2 separate regions of the Homo sapiens genome follow, and region 1 is linked to region 2. Evidence: chromatin contacts called from ENCODE Hi-C data. All regions are on one chromosome and are shown on one strand. The core of a region is the stretch at or near the end of the contact, and the rest is flanking DNA. Distances in the headings are between cores, read along the strand shown.

Region 1 (7,299 bases), core at 3,096-5,595, 890 kb before region 2:
TTTCAGGAGGGCTGGCAGGGCTGTGGCCAGCCAGGCAGGGCATGGCTGAGATGGGCTCCCCAGAGTCCCCAAGGCATCCATATGGCCGCTCCCAGGGCAAGGCCTCGCTCTGGGAGAGGAGGGGCGGGGGGCTGGGAGGACTGTTGCTGCCGCTTTGTTTTGCCTGAGACCTGCTCCCTCCCCCTTCCTCCACCTAATCTCATCACCTGCCTCTTCCCTTTGCCCAGGGTTGACCTCATCTCCATTAATCCATACCGTGTGTGTGTGTGTGTGTGTGTGTGTGTGTGTGTGTGTGTGTGTGTGTGTACAGGTGCACTTCCAAACAACTCCCTCTAGGGGCTGACCCCGCAGCACTAGAAGCAGGGTATGTGCCAGCAGACCAAGCCTGTGTGGCAGGGGCTTCCCAGCGCTCCAGAATAGGGGAGACACCAGCAGAGGTGCAAGAAACAGCCCCGGACAGGAAGCGGTAGAGAGACCCAGAAAGGCAGGGTGGGTGTGCACTGGCCTCCAGGTCCTGAAGGCCTACTCTGGAGTGGGAGTATACCCAGCTGGGTGGGGCCTGACCTACACCCCTTGTGTGCCAGGGGAATGTATCTTGCAAGCTGTTTTGCTGCACCCAAGGATGATCTTCTCCACTCAGGCCCAGGTCCCTAAGTCCCCTCCTAACAGCCACAAGTCATACTCTCTAGCGCCTTGCCTGCCCCATCTCAGGAAAGGTGACCTGAGAGGCCCAAGCTTATTCCTGCCCTCCCTGAGCCATGCTTCCTGCCCAACTTCCTAAGGCTTCGGTGACAGACGGCAATCTCCTTGCCTGGGCTGCACAGGCACACTGCCCTCTCCCCCTTGGGGTTGCATGGTCTGCAAGTGCACACACCTGTATCTCGCCCTCTCAGGGGAAAGATTTACCAGGCCCTCTCCGGCTGCATCCACTGGGTCTCTGGCTACAGGCAGAGAGCCAGTCAGCAGTGCCCCTGCAGCTGTTTGGGGCTGGGGGCTCCGATGATGCCAGAGCCCTAGGGTTTACAGGCACCTAGGCAGATTCGAGGATCCAAGTCCCTGCCACATGCGTTTGGGTGAGACCGACCTCACTGCCTCAGTTTCCTCCTATACACTGATGCTATCAACAAAAATACCCACTTCAGGAGGTGGTTGTAAAGATTATACAAGAGACTGCAGAGCGTTAGGCAGCACCTGGCACAAGACAAATGCTCAGTAAAAGACCACTGCTGTCATTAAGGTCAACACCAGCCCTGAGCTCCTGCCCTGGAGCTGACCCAGCGCTCACGCCCAGGATCAGAAAGGGAGGGCTGGGGCTGATGAGCTGGGAGGTGGTGTGCGCCCTTCTCCTGCCTCCAGCTCCTCTCTGGACCCCTGTCCTGGCACCTCTTCGGTCCCTGGTTCGGTCTGCCCCTTTCCCACCGCGGCCCGTCTTAGGCCAGGATGTGCTCCCTGCCCTGCGGACTCTGGAGCAGGGCCCGGCCACTCCCCGGAGCCTGTATGACGGGAACCGCCCCGCGCCCTCTCCCCTACGCGGGGCAGGCCAGCCCTGGGGCGCCTTAAAAACCGGAGCTGGCGCTTGGCATCGCCACTCTGGGCAGGATCCAACGTCGCTCCAGCTGCTCTTGACGACTCCACAGATACCCCGAAGCCATGGCAAGCAAGGGCTTGCAGGACCTGAAGCAACAGGTGGAGGGGACCGCCCAGGAAGCCGGTGAGGATAGCGCGCGACCTAGGGCTCAGGCAGGGGCACCTGCGTGGATGCGCAGGCAGAAGCAGCGGGTCGGCGCGGTCCGCAAGTTCCTGGACCGGCAGCTTGGCTCGGAAGGCTCGGTCCTCCACTGAGACGCAGGGGGCAGGCAGAACGCCCACCCCGGCGAGCAGACAGATGGTGCCCGCAGGGAGGCAGCGGAACAGAGGCTCCGGAGGAGCCGGAGCTGCGCTGCGGGCACTGCGGGAGCCCCTCCAAGGAGGCCATGCTGGCGCTGGGCGGCCCGCCCAGGCCCTCAGGAGAGGGTGAAGGTCCAGGACAGGGATCGGGCGCGGCCCGCCACCACTTAAACCCGCGCGCGCCACCAGAGGCTGCCCCAGACCTCAAAGGGCTTTGTTTCCATCCCACCCCCATCGCCGAAAAGTAATCGTCGCCTTACCTTTAAGTCCCCACCTGGCAAAGAAGGTCCTTAGTTCCTCCACCTCCAGCTCTCTCCTCCGTATTCTGGAGGTGACCCAGCTGCGGTGGGGGCGTGGGAGATGTCAGGAGACCACTGGGTTGGTTCTTCCTGCACCTAGCCCAGGCTTCGTTAGGACTCCAGCTCCCTGTCAGTCCTGCCCATATCCCAGTCAGGAGACAATATCCAAACCAACCCCTTACTTCACCAGTGCTCCAGGGGAGGCCCACAGTTCTTCCCTTGAGACTGAAATGCTACCAAGGAAGCCTCCGTGTCAGGTCCCTTCCTTCTGGGCTTCACTTTTCCATCTGAGAGCTGGGTGCAAAGGATGGGCTGCTTTCTGATGGGTTAATCGAGACGAGGTTCCCAGGGGCCTCTCAGCACACTTGCCTGACTAACCCTTTCCGGAGGATGGGATCTGGGTAAGGCAGGCCCTTTCCTGTTCAGCAGCAGGGATGAGTTACAGCTCTGTAGGCGGGAGCCACCTGTCAGCCCCCCCGGGGCTGGTGACTCCATTCCCAGCAGGCCGAAACTCTGGTCCAGAGGAGATAGTCCGGCCTTGGAAGTTTTGCCTCCTTCCTTCATTTGTCTCCTAATGTCTTAAGCTGCCTGTCCACAGAGGCACTGGCTTTGCTTGTGTGCCCCTCCGGGCAGGCCACAGGAGGGAGGAGGCAGTAAGGACCTGGCAAAACTGCAAGCCCCAGGGCTAAGTGCATGAAAGGTGGGAATTCAGGCATCTGGGCCAGGCTTCTAGGGGAGAAGCTGTAAAAGGGGGCAAGGGTCTTCTGCGCCATCACCAGCATTAGCCAACAGTCCAGATGCTAGCTGCAGCCTGGCCCTGCCCTGCCTTCCTTCCTCTGTCCAACATTTTCTCAGTAGCCCTGGAGATGGAAAGGGAAGCTCCTCCCCCACAGAGAAGGAGCTCAGAGTTAGAAATAAACAAAAACATCCCAGAGGCATGGAAAGGTCTCCTGCCCCTCGGGCTGGGGGGCCCTGGGCCAGGGACTTTATCTCCATGGCATCCATCCCTTGGACCTGTACCACCGAATACTCTGGAGGACACAGAGGCATGGCAATGGTGGGGCACCTGTAGTCGGTGGTGCCTCAACAGGGGCTAAAAGCCACATCTCTCTGTTCCAGTGTCAGCGGCCGGAGCGGCAGCTCAGCAAGTGGTGGACCAGGCCACAGAGGCGGGGCAGAAAGGTCTGGTGGGGCTGGAGGGAGGCGGGCAACCCCAGCACACCTCCCACTCCCCGCCCCATCCCGGCTGGGGCCCAGGCACATCCTCTCCTCTGCAGAGCCCTCTGTCCACAATGCCCCAAGCAGGTCCCCCGGGAGACCCAGGCCAGGCTAAGCCTACAGGCACTGTGGTTCCCGGGCCCTGCCTGACCTGCCCTCTCTCCCGCCCTTCCCCAGCCATGGACCAGCTGGCCAAGACCACCCAGGAAACCATCGACAAGACTGCTAACCAGGCCTCTGACACCTTCTCTGGGATTGGGAAAAAATTCGGCCTCCTGAAATGACAGCAGGGAGACTTGGGTCGGCCTCCTGAAATGACAGCAGGGAGACTTGGGTGACCCCCCTTCCAGGCGCCATCTAGCACAGCCTGGCCCTGATCTCCGGGCAGCCACCACCTCCTCGGTCTGCCCCCTCATTAAAATTCACGTTCCCACCCTGTGTCCACTTCATGATTCCTCGCAAGCTGGGCCCAGTCCTCTCATCCCAAGAGCAGAGCCACCGTAGCCGGAGTCCTAGCCTCCCAAATTCGGAAATCCAATCCAACGGTCTCAGGAATGTTTTCCATCCCGCCACGCGCCTCCCGAAGCTCCCAGACCGGAGGCTCAGCCCCCATCTCGGTTAGTGCCCCTCTCCCGCCCGACTTTAGAGCCAGCCCCTGCCCCTTATTCCCTGCCCCAGGATCCCGGCCCCTCCTGGGAGCTGGGCTGGACTCGGTCCTCAGATCCTCGGAAGGCTCAGCTCTGGGCGGGGCAAGGGACCTTGCAAGTCGGGGGGGCCTCGGGAACTTCTCTCCGCCAGCTGCGACTGGAGGCTGGGAACAGGGGAGACGACCCAGGGCCACGGCCCCTCAGGACTTCAGGCGGCCGGAGGTTGTGGGGACGAAGCGGAGTCGGGAGCCGGGCTTCCGGCCCTCACTACCCCGTCTCGGCCCGCGGGTTGCCTGCGTGCCCGCCCCACCCAGCGGTGAGTCATGGGGCAGGGCCCGCGGGAAGCTTTGTTGAGTGGGGCGCTGCCGCCCGGCGGGGTCCCGCCCCGCCACTCCCCGGGGAGGGGCTTCGGGGCACGGGGCCGTGCACGTGAGAACGAAGCACGGTTGTGGGGGGGGCATGCACGTGCGCGCTCGCGTGCGGGAGACCCCTCCCTTCCACACCACTTCCTTTCGGGACAAACCGGTAACCTCCGGCCCTGGAAGGTTTTGTCTAGTGGGTTCCGGATGGACTGGTGTTCCCAGCACCCCCCCGGCACGTGTCCACGCGTGTGGCCCCGGTACGGTGTATGCCTTGCCAGTAGGTGACTCAACGTGGCACTGGTTGAGCGCCGGATGAGGCCTGGCCCTGGCGCGGGGCGTGGGCTGCTGCGGCCCTTTCCTCCCCGCGCCCCTCACGCCCCAGCGGGCCCCTAGCGGTTCCCGTCCACCCGCTCCATGTCTTTACCCCGGTACTACCTCCACCTGCAGTCGCCTCCTCCTGCGCGCCAGTGGCCTCTGCGTTTCTGTTGAAAGGTACCGACTACGCGGTGCTTCCCAGTTCTGAGGCGATTTAGTCAGCGGACTCAAGGCGCGCTCCCTGCCTTCCCCGGCCTCCCAGCAGGGGACGAAGTCCCCAACCTGGCTGCCAGTCCAGATGCTGCAGTACAGGTCTGCCTAGGAGGCCGTTCCCTTCTCCAGTCTGAGATCTCCCTCGCGGGGCACGTGTCTACCACCCTTAACCCAGGGCTGCCCTGGTTCCACTATCGGTTACATGTTGCTGACTGTCCCCAAAAGGTTTCTTTGTAGAATGTGGGAAAGTCCTTGAAGAGACACCCGGAGCAGTGTCAGGGGCGCTTCCAGGAGCCCCTGCCTCCAGGAGCAGGTCCTAGGGTCTGGAGAGCCGGCCTCAGGGCCACTCCAGGAGGCTGGTGGGGCTGGACTGGCAGAGCCCAGCATCCTTCTGGTGTGCATCATTCCCCTATGACTCAGGGATGAATCCCAAGGGACTTTTCACTTGTTCTCCTTGTGAGTGATCGCCTTAAGTGCGACCCAGGTGCGGCCAAGGAGAGAGATCAGGCCTGAGGCCAGGAGTCTTCTAGAAAAGGCTTTTCTTGTCTTGAAGGCGGGGCATGGTGGCTCAGCCTGTAATCCCAGCACTTTGGGAGGCTGAGGCGGGAGAATGACTTGAGACCGGGAGGTCGAGGACCGCTGCACTCAGTCTGGGCAACAGAGTGAGACCCTGTCTCAGAAAAAAAAAAAAAAGCCGCCCTTCATCTTCCTCTGGACACCTTGTGGCTGGAAAGGAACCCTAGAACCAGCCACTTGGAACCACAGGAGGAACAAGTCTGAGGAACAAGTCTAAGGAAAAGCCCACCTGCTGATGAGGGCAGAGCCTCCCAGACCTCCAGCCTGTTCCCACAACACCCCCTCCCTTCCATCTCAGCCACCTTGACCTTCCCATCATGCTCCTGCTGCCTCGGTATCTTCACACCTGCGGCATTTTCTGCCTGGCATACTCTCCATAAATCACCCTTGCCTATTGCTCTTCCAAACGTCAGGTCTCAGCGGCCTTGGGTGTGCCGACACACACACACACACACACACACACACACAATATGCATCAGGCCCCTGGTGACACATTCTCACACCCCCTGTACCTCCTTTTTAGAGTCACAATGAGCCTTCATGTGTGCTTCTCCATAGTGGTGGTTCATGGGGCTGTAACCAGTCCCTTTTTAGTGCATGCTCTGTGTCTTCTGCGGTGCTCAGGCAGCACTGGCTAAATGATTGCATGGAGGACCATCCTTTTGTTCTCCTGATGGATGACAGTGAGTTCTCATTTTCAGGTTTACCATGGAACCATCTCTGCAATGCAGCCCCTTCCACATTGCCCCAGCCCCATGGAGCTGGTGCTCCGGTGGCGCTGTGCAATTGCCTGTTCCTGTGTGCCTCTGCTCCCCCGACACTAGGAGCCCTGGAGGGCAGGGCCAGGTGGGACTTGCCTTTTGAACCATGTCTGGGACACAGAGGGCACAGAGCCAGTGTCTCTGTAATAGGTCCCTTGCCTGATGGCAGGGCAAGTCCATACACCCGAAACACCGGGTTGCAGCAGAAGAAAGAGGTTTAGTCGCAGGGCTGCCAGACAAGATGGGAGAAAACCTCAAATCTCTCTCCGAGAAGTTTGGGGTTAGGGTTCTTAAGAGTTTTAGAGCAGGCCAAAGTGTGGAGATTGTTGATTTGTTGAAGAGTGCGGAGTGAAGTCATGGGGCCAGGGAGATGAAAAAACTGTATTCTCATGCTGATTATGTTCTTCTGGGCTGTTCAAACTGGTTGGGGTCACTTGTTTCACTGGAATTTGGAATCTGAAAAACATTTTAGGCTGGATGCGGTGGCTCATTCCTGTTTTCCCAGTACTCTGAAGGCCAAGGTGGGCGGATCATCTGACGTTAGGAGTTCGAGACCAGCCTGGCCACATAGTGAAACCCTGTCTCTACTAAAAATACAAAAATTAGTCGGGTTTGGTGGCGTGCGCCTGTAATCCCAGTTACTTGGGAGGCTGAGGCAGGAGAATTGCTTGAACCTGGGAGGTGGAGGTTGCTGAGCCAAGATGGTGCCGCTGCACTCCAGCCTGGGCGACAGAGTGAGACTCTGTCTCGGAAAAAAAAAAACTGAAAAAACAAACGAAAAAAACGTTTTAAGGAATTCCTAAACAAAAGCCTATGATTCTAACATCAGAAAGCCGAACTGTGGGAACAGTGGGGATGCAGATGGTCAGTATACAGTGCCACGGGAAGTTCTATAGAAGGAATTTAGTTAAAGCACAGCCTCATTAATGCTTAATTATAACTGTTAATTTTTAATTATAACTGTTAATGCTTAATTATAACTATATTTCTGTGTAGAATGCTTGTTAACCCTGTGAGGACA
Region 2 (6,888 bases), core at 20-2,519:
TTGGAAAGTTCCCCAACTAGGGACACACGTGACCTCCTTCGGAAAGTAGTTCCGACTGTGGCCCGTGTATCCTTCCACCTCCTTTTGAACCCTCCTAGGTCTCCTCGCCCCGCCCACTCGCTGGGCTGCAGCTTCCTACCGTTCCGTACTTTCCACTCAACCCGGTAACCCCAAACGTGCACGGTCCGGCCGGGGCGCGCGGAGCCTGGCCCCGGGCGATCCATCCTGCCGGGTTTTCACGGCGGCCAAGGGGGGGCGGGGCTAGGTGGTCTCTGAGAACCGAGCTTGACTCCGACGCCGCGAACCGACCTGGAGCCCGAGGGGAAAGATGCTCGACTCTCTTGGGGGCACCGGAGCGGGCGCAGGAGAGGCCTGCGGGGTGCGTCCCACTCACAGGGATCCTCTTTCAGTTCATTTAGATAGGTGCCCTTTGGGCCCTTGAAATTCAACGGCTATGTGTTCACGTTCAGCACGCTCGGCTGAGAGCTTTCATTTTTAGGGCAAACGAGCCGAGTTACCGGGGAAGCGAGAGGTGGGGCGCTGCAAGGGAGCCGGATGAGGTGATACACGCTGGCGACACAATAGCAGGTTGCTCTTTGTGCTAAGACTGACACCATGAGGACACAGATTTGGGGGAAGGGGGAATCTCTAGGCAAAGGCTGTTACAGTCAAATCTCTGCGAACGATTGTGATCCGACAGCGGTGCAAAAGGAAAGAGCGAATGCAGTCCACGCCGCGGAAATCTAGGGGTAGAGGCAAGGGGGGAGGGTATTCCCCTTGCAGGGACCGTCCCTGCATTTCCCTCTACACTGAGCAGCGTGGTCACCTGGTCCTTTTCACCTGTGCACAGGTAACCTCAGACTCGAGTCAGTGACACTGCTCAACGCACCCATCTCAGCTTTCATCATCAGTCCTCCACCCCCGCCCCACAACAGCCTACCCTGCCTCCGGCTGGGTTTCTGGGCAGAGGCCGAGGCTTAGCTCGTTATCCTCGCCTCGCGTTGCTGCAAAAGCCGCAGCAAGTGCAGCTGCAGGCTGGCGGCTGGGAACCGGCCCGAGCAAGCCCCAGGCAGCTACACTGGGCATGCTCAGTAGAGCCTGCGGCTTGGGGACTCTGCGCTCGCACCCAGAGCTACCGCTCTGCCCCCTCCTACCGCCCCCTGCCCTGCCCTGCCCTCCCCTCGCCCGGCGCGGTCCCGTCCGCCTCTCGCTCGCCTCCCGCCTCCCCTCGGTCTTCCGAGGCGCCCGGGCTCCCGGCGCGGCGGCGGAGGGGGCGGGCAGGCCGGCGGGCGGTGATGTGGCGGGACTCTTTATGCGCTGCGGCAGGATACGCGCTCGGCGCTGGGACGCGACTGCGCTCAGTTCTCTCCTCTCGGAAGCTGCAGCCATGATGGAAGTTTGAGAGTTGAGCCGCTGTGAGGCGAGGCCGGGCTCAGGCGAGGGAGATGAGAGACGGCGGCGGCCGCGGCCCGGAGCCCCTCTCAGCGCCTGTGAGCAGCCGCGGGGGCAGCGCCCTCGGGGAGCCGGCCGGCCTGCGGCGGCGGCAGCGGCGGCGTTTCTCGCCTCCTCTTCGTCTTTTCTAACCGTGCAGCCTCTTCCTCGGCTTCTCCTGAAAGGGAAGGTGGAAGCCGTGGGCTCGGGCGGGAGCCGGCTGAGGCGCGGCGGCGGCGGCGGCACCTCCCGCTCCTGGAGCGGGGGGGAGAAGCGGCGGCGGCGGCGGCCGCGGCGGCTGCAGCTCCAGGGAGGGGGTCTGAGTCGCCTGTCACCATTTCCAGGGCTGGGAACGCCGGAGAGTTGGTCTCTCCCCTTCTACTGCCTCCAACACGGCGGCGGCGGCGGCTGGCACATCCAGGGACCCGGGCCGGTTTTAAACCTCCCGTGCGCCGCCGCCGCACCCCCCGTGGCCCGGGCTCCGGAGGCCGCCGGCGGAGGCAGCCGTTCGGAGGATTATTCGTCTTCTCCCCATTCCGCTGCCGCCGCTGCCAGGCCTCTGGCTGCTGAGGAGAAGCAGGCCCAGTCGCTGCAACCATCCAGCAGCCGCCGCAGCAGCCATTACCCGGCTGCGGTCCAGAGCCAAGCGGCGGCAGAGCGAGGGGCATCAGCTACCGCCAAGTCCAGAGCCATTTCCATCCTGCAGAAGAAGCCCCGCCACCAGCAGCTTCTGCCATCTCTCTCCTCCTTTTTCTTCAGCCACAGGCTCCCAGACATGACAGCCATCATCAAAGAGATCGTTAGCAGAAACAAAAGGAGATATCAAGAGGATGGATTCGACTTAGACTTGACCTGTATCCATTTCTGCGGCTGCTCCTCTTTACCTTTCTGTCACTCTCTTAGAACGTGGGAGTAGACGGATGCGAAAATGTCCGTAGTTTGGGTGACTATAACATTTAACCCTGGTCAGGTTGCTAGGTCATATATTTTGTGTTTCCTTTCTGTGTATTCAACCTAGGGTGTGTTTGGCTAGACGGAACTCTTGCCTGGTTGCAAGTGTCAAGCCACCGATTGCTTTCTTAGGCTATCTATATGGTCTCTTCCTGAGGGCTATTGTCCGTTAATACAGAATACAGTACACTGTTAGTGGATTAGCGAGCTCGGTAATCCGGTCTCCTAAATGAACAAAAAAGTAGACGCTTTTTGAGGTTGAGCATATTTCGATTAAATCTTGGCTTAGGCCCTAGATCAAGGGTTTAGATCAGAATAAAATGAAAATTAGTGTTGCACGTACGCATATTGCATCAGAATCTTGCAGTGATTGTTTTAGTTTCCTGAGTTGCATTGATAGATTCTTTTAAAATATGACTGATTTGCATAACTTTAGAAGCAGAATCATTTTCAGTATATATGGTGCACATTGAGGGCAAAAAGTAGTTTTGTTAATGTTTAAACTTAAGTTACCTACAACTTTGAACTGTATGTAGAAGTTTTGTAGTTTGAAGTCAATAGTGCCATAATATACCTTATAAGGCGTTCTTACTAGATCTTTGTTATATTTACCTTTTTCTCTCCCTATGGGGTGATGTAGGATAGTGCTTGAAATTTGCACTTCAGTAGCATTTAATGTTCAGTGCTCTTGTCATAAACATAGAATGGATATTGAGTAGTTTCTGATCCCAGATGGTAATGTGTAGGTTCAAGGGTATTGTGTGTAGCAAGTGAAGATTGCAGAAATAAAACTTCAGTTCATGCTTGAAATTTAAGTATTGTTGTGATGCCAGAATTGCTGCTCACCGTTTTTAGGTTTCAGGTCCTCTGACACCTTTTGGTATCGTTAATTTTACTGATTTGTGTAGAATGTCAGTTGTATTTTACCAGCTAATATCTAGAAATGCTGGCAAGAGGGGTTTACTCCAGCTTTAGATTGTAGGTATGTTAGCTTTTTTCATACAGTGTATTAAATTTACTGAGTCAGCTTGCTGAATAAGACAGAAGCCCAAGAATTTTAACAGTGTGTAGCTTTAGTTGTCTAAAAGTTAGGCCTTCGGGCTTCAAAAGTTAGTGGTCATCGAAAAGCATTAATCTTTGCAGTTTCAGGTACAACACATTGGTTTTGATTAGGGATGGGGATGGGGCCCTCTTTTTGCAGAATGGGGAAAGTATTGACAGGAATTGAGAGCTATTGGTAGGCCAGTGTATAAGGTATGTGAAAACAGAATTAAGTTATTGGTCTGAAGTGACTGAAGCATTTAGGCTCTATCAAGGCCTAAAATTTGGTAATATGAGTTTGGTAATGCGAATTGTGGCAGTGGACAATATTTAGTTAAAATTATGTAATTGCATAAGTACTAGCACAGTATTTTTAATAAAAGTTATTTCTTAGCAAATGTCAGTTGCATTTTGTCTAAAGGTAGAGTGACACTACAGTGTCTATATGTCCTGCTAAAAATTGTGGGGAATATTTTTTTTTAAGACAGCGTTTATATCGGGAGAGGTTTTATTCCGTTGGATTATGTTAGCTGCATATAAATGTGCACAGTTAATTTTGCCCAAGTTTTTGTTTTGAAATGAATGTAAAACTTACTGAAGAAGTAGCTTCCCAAAATTTAGTTTTCTGTTAAGCCAAAAATATTATTTTAAAAGAGTATTTGCAAATTTTGAAGTTGACATTAATTGAGAATGTTACTAAGGCTAAACTGGACCCGCTTGCCCAGAAGATAATTATGGAAAAATTCTTTTGTGACTTCCAAAGCAGTCTACTATTAGCATGAATTACTGACAGTCATCCAAATATATAGGAACAAAAAATTAAATGTTTATGTAACTTTGAAAAAAAAGCCTTTGAAGAAAATAATTGAATGCTGTCTGGGAGACAGATTTCTTTCAGCACTTAAAGTACATAACACACTACTTTTACTTTTCCCACTTGATTTTAAATTATCAGGGTTATTAAGACCTTAAAATTATTTTACCAGGTTTTTACATGTGAGCTGTGACATGACTGGCATTTTCTTTGATTTCAGCGTATGTTGGTCTCTACACATGAAATTTGTGTGACTTAAAACTTTCTCTAAAACTGTACTTTTAGTTATGATATGCATAGAAAGCAGTATCAAATATTGCGTCAAATGACTAATAACACTTAATTTCTAGAGTTGTGGTTTTATTGAGCCAAAAGTTGATATGAAAAAAAGTCAGTAAGGAAAGTCAGTGAAGTGCTTGCTTTTTTGATAATTGCACTCCCAATAATTTTGATATTCCAACGTACTTGGTTTGCTTGTTTTCACGTTAATGTTTTCTGTTTATTGGAGTGGGAAGGCATTAAAATTGTCATTGAAGACTTTGTCTTTGACATGTTGTAGTATTTATTTCAGTAACTAACCTGTGAAAAGTTAAATTCCTTTATGAAAGTAGTGATTGGAGTATTTTTATCTGATAAAGAAAGATTAATAATGAAGCCATTTCTCCGAGGAAAATTGAGGACAATAATTCAGTTTTAAAATATTATCGCAAAATTAAATTATTCTAAAAATTTGTTAGTAGGGTTATATGCTTAATATTAGTCTGAAATATAGTGCTGAATTTGAGACTATAGAAAAATTAAGTGTATTTAGGGTATGTGGAAACGTTAGGCTTCTGTTGTATTTTTATTGTTTGGTAGATTTGCCTCTTTTCAAATAAATGTTCACAGGGAATACTTTTAACTTGTAGAGAGTACAGTGACTATTGAAGTTACCTAAATTACCTCAAGGTAAGTGATTACTGAAATTAATCATGAGGGTTTTAAAAAGTATTCTATTCACAACATTTATTTTACATTGTTTTGTATCTGCTAAGTTATATTTCCTGAAAAACATGACTGGACCACCTAATTGCTGTATGATAACTTACAAACTTCATTTTTCATAGTGCTTATTCAAGTGTAAAGCACAACTGAAAGGAGTAATGTACAGTTTATATGAGGAAAAAGGAATTTTATTGCTGCCAGTGTAAAAGTTTGCACAGCAGTATAGTCATCAATGCAGATTTACATTGCTTATAATATACTAAGTAAATACTAAATGATTAAAGATAATAAAATATGGTGAGGTATAACCACCTTCATTTTAAACTTAGTTTTAGAAGATAGTAAAGAAAGATTCCTTTATTACCTTTTTAGAATTTTATTTTTAATAACATGGGAAAGGCAACTGGTGATATTTTAATTTTTGTATGGAACAGTGCATCTGCTTTCTCATAGCCACATAAAATACATAAACTTCTTAGTGTTATGAAATGGCTTACTTTTTGGAAGTGAAGAAGTCTTCAATTCTTATTTTCTAATGTTATTTTGAAATTTGCCTCCATTTGCTGTTTGTTCATTTGGTGATAGCGCAACACTTAAAAAAATATTTTAAGCCGCTTCTGAAGTAATCACTTCAGTGACTTTTAATGGAGGAGTATTTGTTATGGGAAATTCACTTCACAAAGTTTTAACATTAATTCACTTGAAGTAAACGTGCTATTTTTAAATTTTCATCTCAATCTTTTAAGTAAGACGAAAGCTTAGGAAATCACTTTTATTATTGATATTGTGTGTGACTTCAGAGTTTGTAAAGAGAATTGTAGAAGTGTTGCATGCATATGACAATTTTCTGCTTAATTGAAATGTGAGGCCTCTGCCATACTACAAGGATTTAGCTTCCAGAAAATGTAATATTAACATAGCTTAAGAAATGTATTTTTTTTTTTCTGTAGAAACCGTTGGGTTAAACAAACAGTTCAGAAGTTTTATTACATGGAACCCATTAGTTCTTAATCTTGTTACCTTTTTCTTCATTTTTTCTGTTAAACTTGATTTTCACAGTCAGCATTGAAGAATTCATCTTGTGGCCTGAATTCATTAAGAAAAGATGTTAGGATTTGTTCTGAAGATAGTGACTTAGGAAATTTGTGAGACTGGGGTCAGTCAGTTCTGTTTTACAATTGCTTTCTATTTGGTAGCTTTGAAATTAATTTAGTTGCTTATCAGAGAGAATAATGTTGAGGTTAGACTAACCTTAAATTGGTAAGGCTTTGCTGAGCAAACTGATAACTGTAAGTCTTTTATAGGGTGCATTACTGCCACATATACGTTCTTCCATAGGTGGTTAAAAGTATATTGGTCTGTGTTTGGTGATTCTCTTTGTACATATTGAGTATATGCATTCACTAATGTAAAATAATTTGCCAAGAAAGGTGAAATTAGTATATTGTACTTGACTATTCACCTTTCCCTTAGTTTTTTGAATTTTTTTCATTGGTTGCAGAGGAAGTATTAGCAATTTAATTCTTTTAAAATAATTTGCACTGGAATAAATAAGTATCGGCAAATATAAGAAGAGTAACATAATTTAAGGGTGAATTAATTTTATTTGGGAAGTTTTAGTTCTGTATAGTTAAGGCAGATTCTTCATTTGCAACAGTTGACATTGG

The links. Hi-C counts contacts between places; a loop is a spot of excess contacts on that map. Pooled maps may share reads with other maps.
Region 1: a loop to region 2 is called in a pooled map, with 8 times the contacts of the local background. The contact joins the promoter of ADIRF-AS1 here to the promoter of KLLN in region 2. A Hi-C loop is called at or near these places in 5 of 50 pooled maps.

The regions. Positions count from the first base shown.
Region 1 is chr10:86,966,895-86,974,193 of GRCh38, forward strand. ADIRF-AS1 (ADIRF antisense RNA 1) reads right to left here and starts at 4,346. Exons shown (of 2, transcript NR_170185.1): 1 at 2,148-4,346. It overlaps ADIRF (adipogenesis regulatory factor), which reads left to right and starts at 1,588. Exons shown (of 3, transcript NM_006829.3): 1 at 1,588-1,711; 2 at 3,306-3,368; 3 at 3,582-4,021. The coding sequence starts at 1,651. The coding sequence ends at 3,688. It overlaps LOC124902474, which reads left to right and starts at 4,511. Exons shown (of 3, transcript XM_047426123.1): 1 at 4,511-4,670; 2 at 6,219-6,363; 3 at 7,275-7,299. The coding sequence starts at 4,511. AGAP11 (ArfGAP with GTPase domain, ankyrin repeat and PH domain 11) reads left to right here and starts at 3,442. Exons shown (of 11, transcript NR_171046.1): 1 at 3,442-4,021. RefSeq lists enhancers at 1-274, 115-294, 2,534-3,287, 3,288-4,039, 3,876-5,075 and 1 more and silencers at 2,398-2,692, 4,274-4,823.
Region 2 is chr10:87,862,264-87,869,151 of GRCh38, forward strand. KLLN (killin, p53 regulated DNA replication inhibitor) reads right to left here and starts at 1,270. Exons shown (of 1, transcript NM_001126049.2): 1 at 1-1,270. The coding sequence starts at 224. MLDHR (mitochondrial lactate dehydrogenase regulator) reads left to right here and starts at 1,296. Exons shown (of 1, transcript NM_001433720.1): 1 at 1,296-1,391. The coding sequence starts at 1,296. The coding sequence ends at 1,391. PTEN (phosphatase and tensin homolog) reads left to right here and starts at 1,362. Exons shown (of 9, transcript NM_000314.8): 1 at 1,362-2,285. The coding sequence starts at 2,207. RefSeq lists enhancers at 1-86, 337-516 and silencers at 1,117-1,426, 1,517-1,656.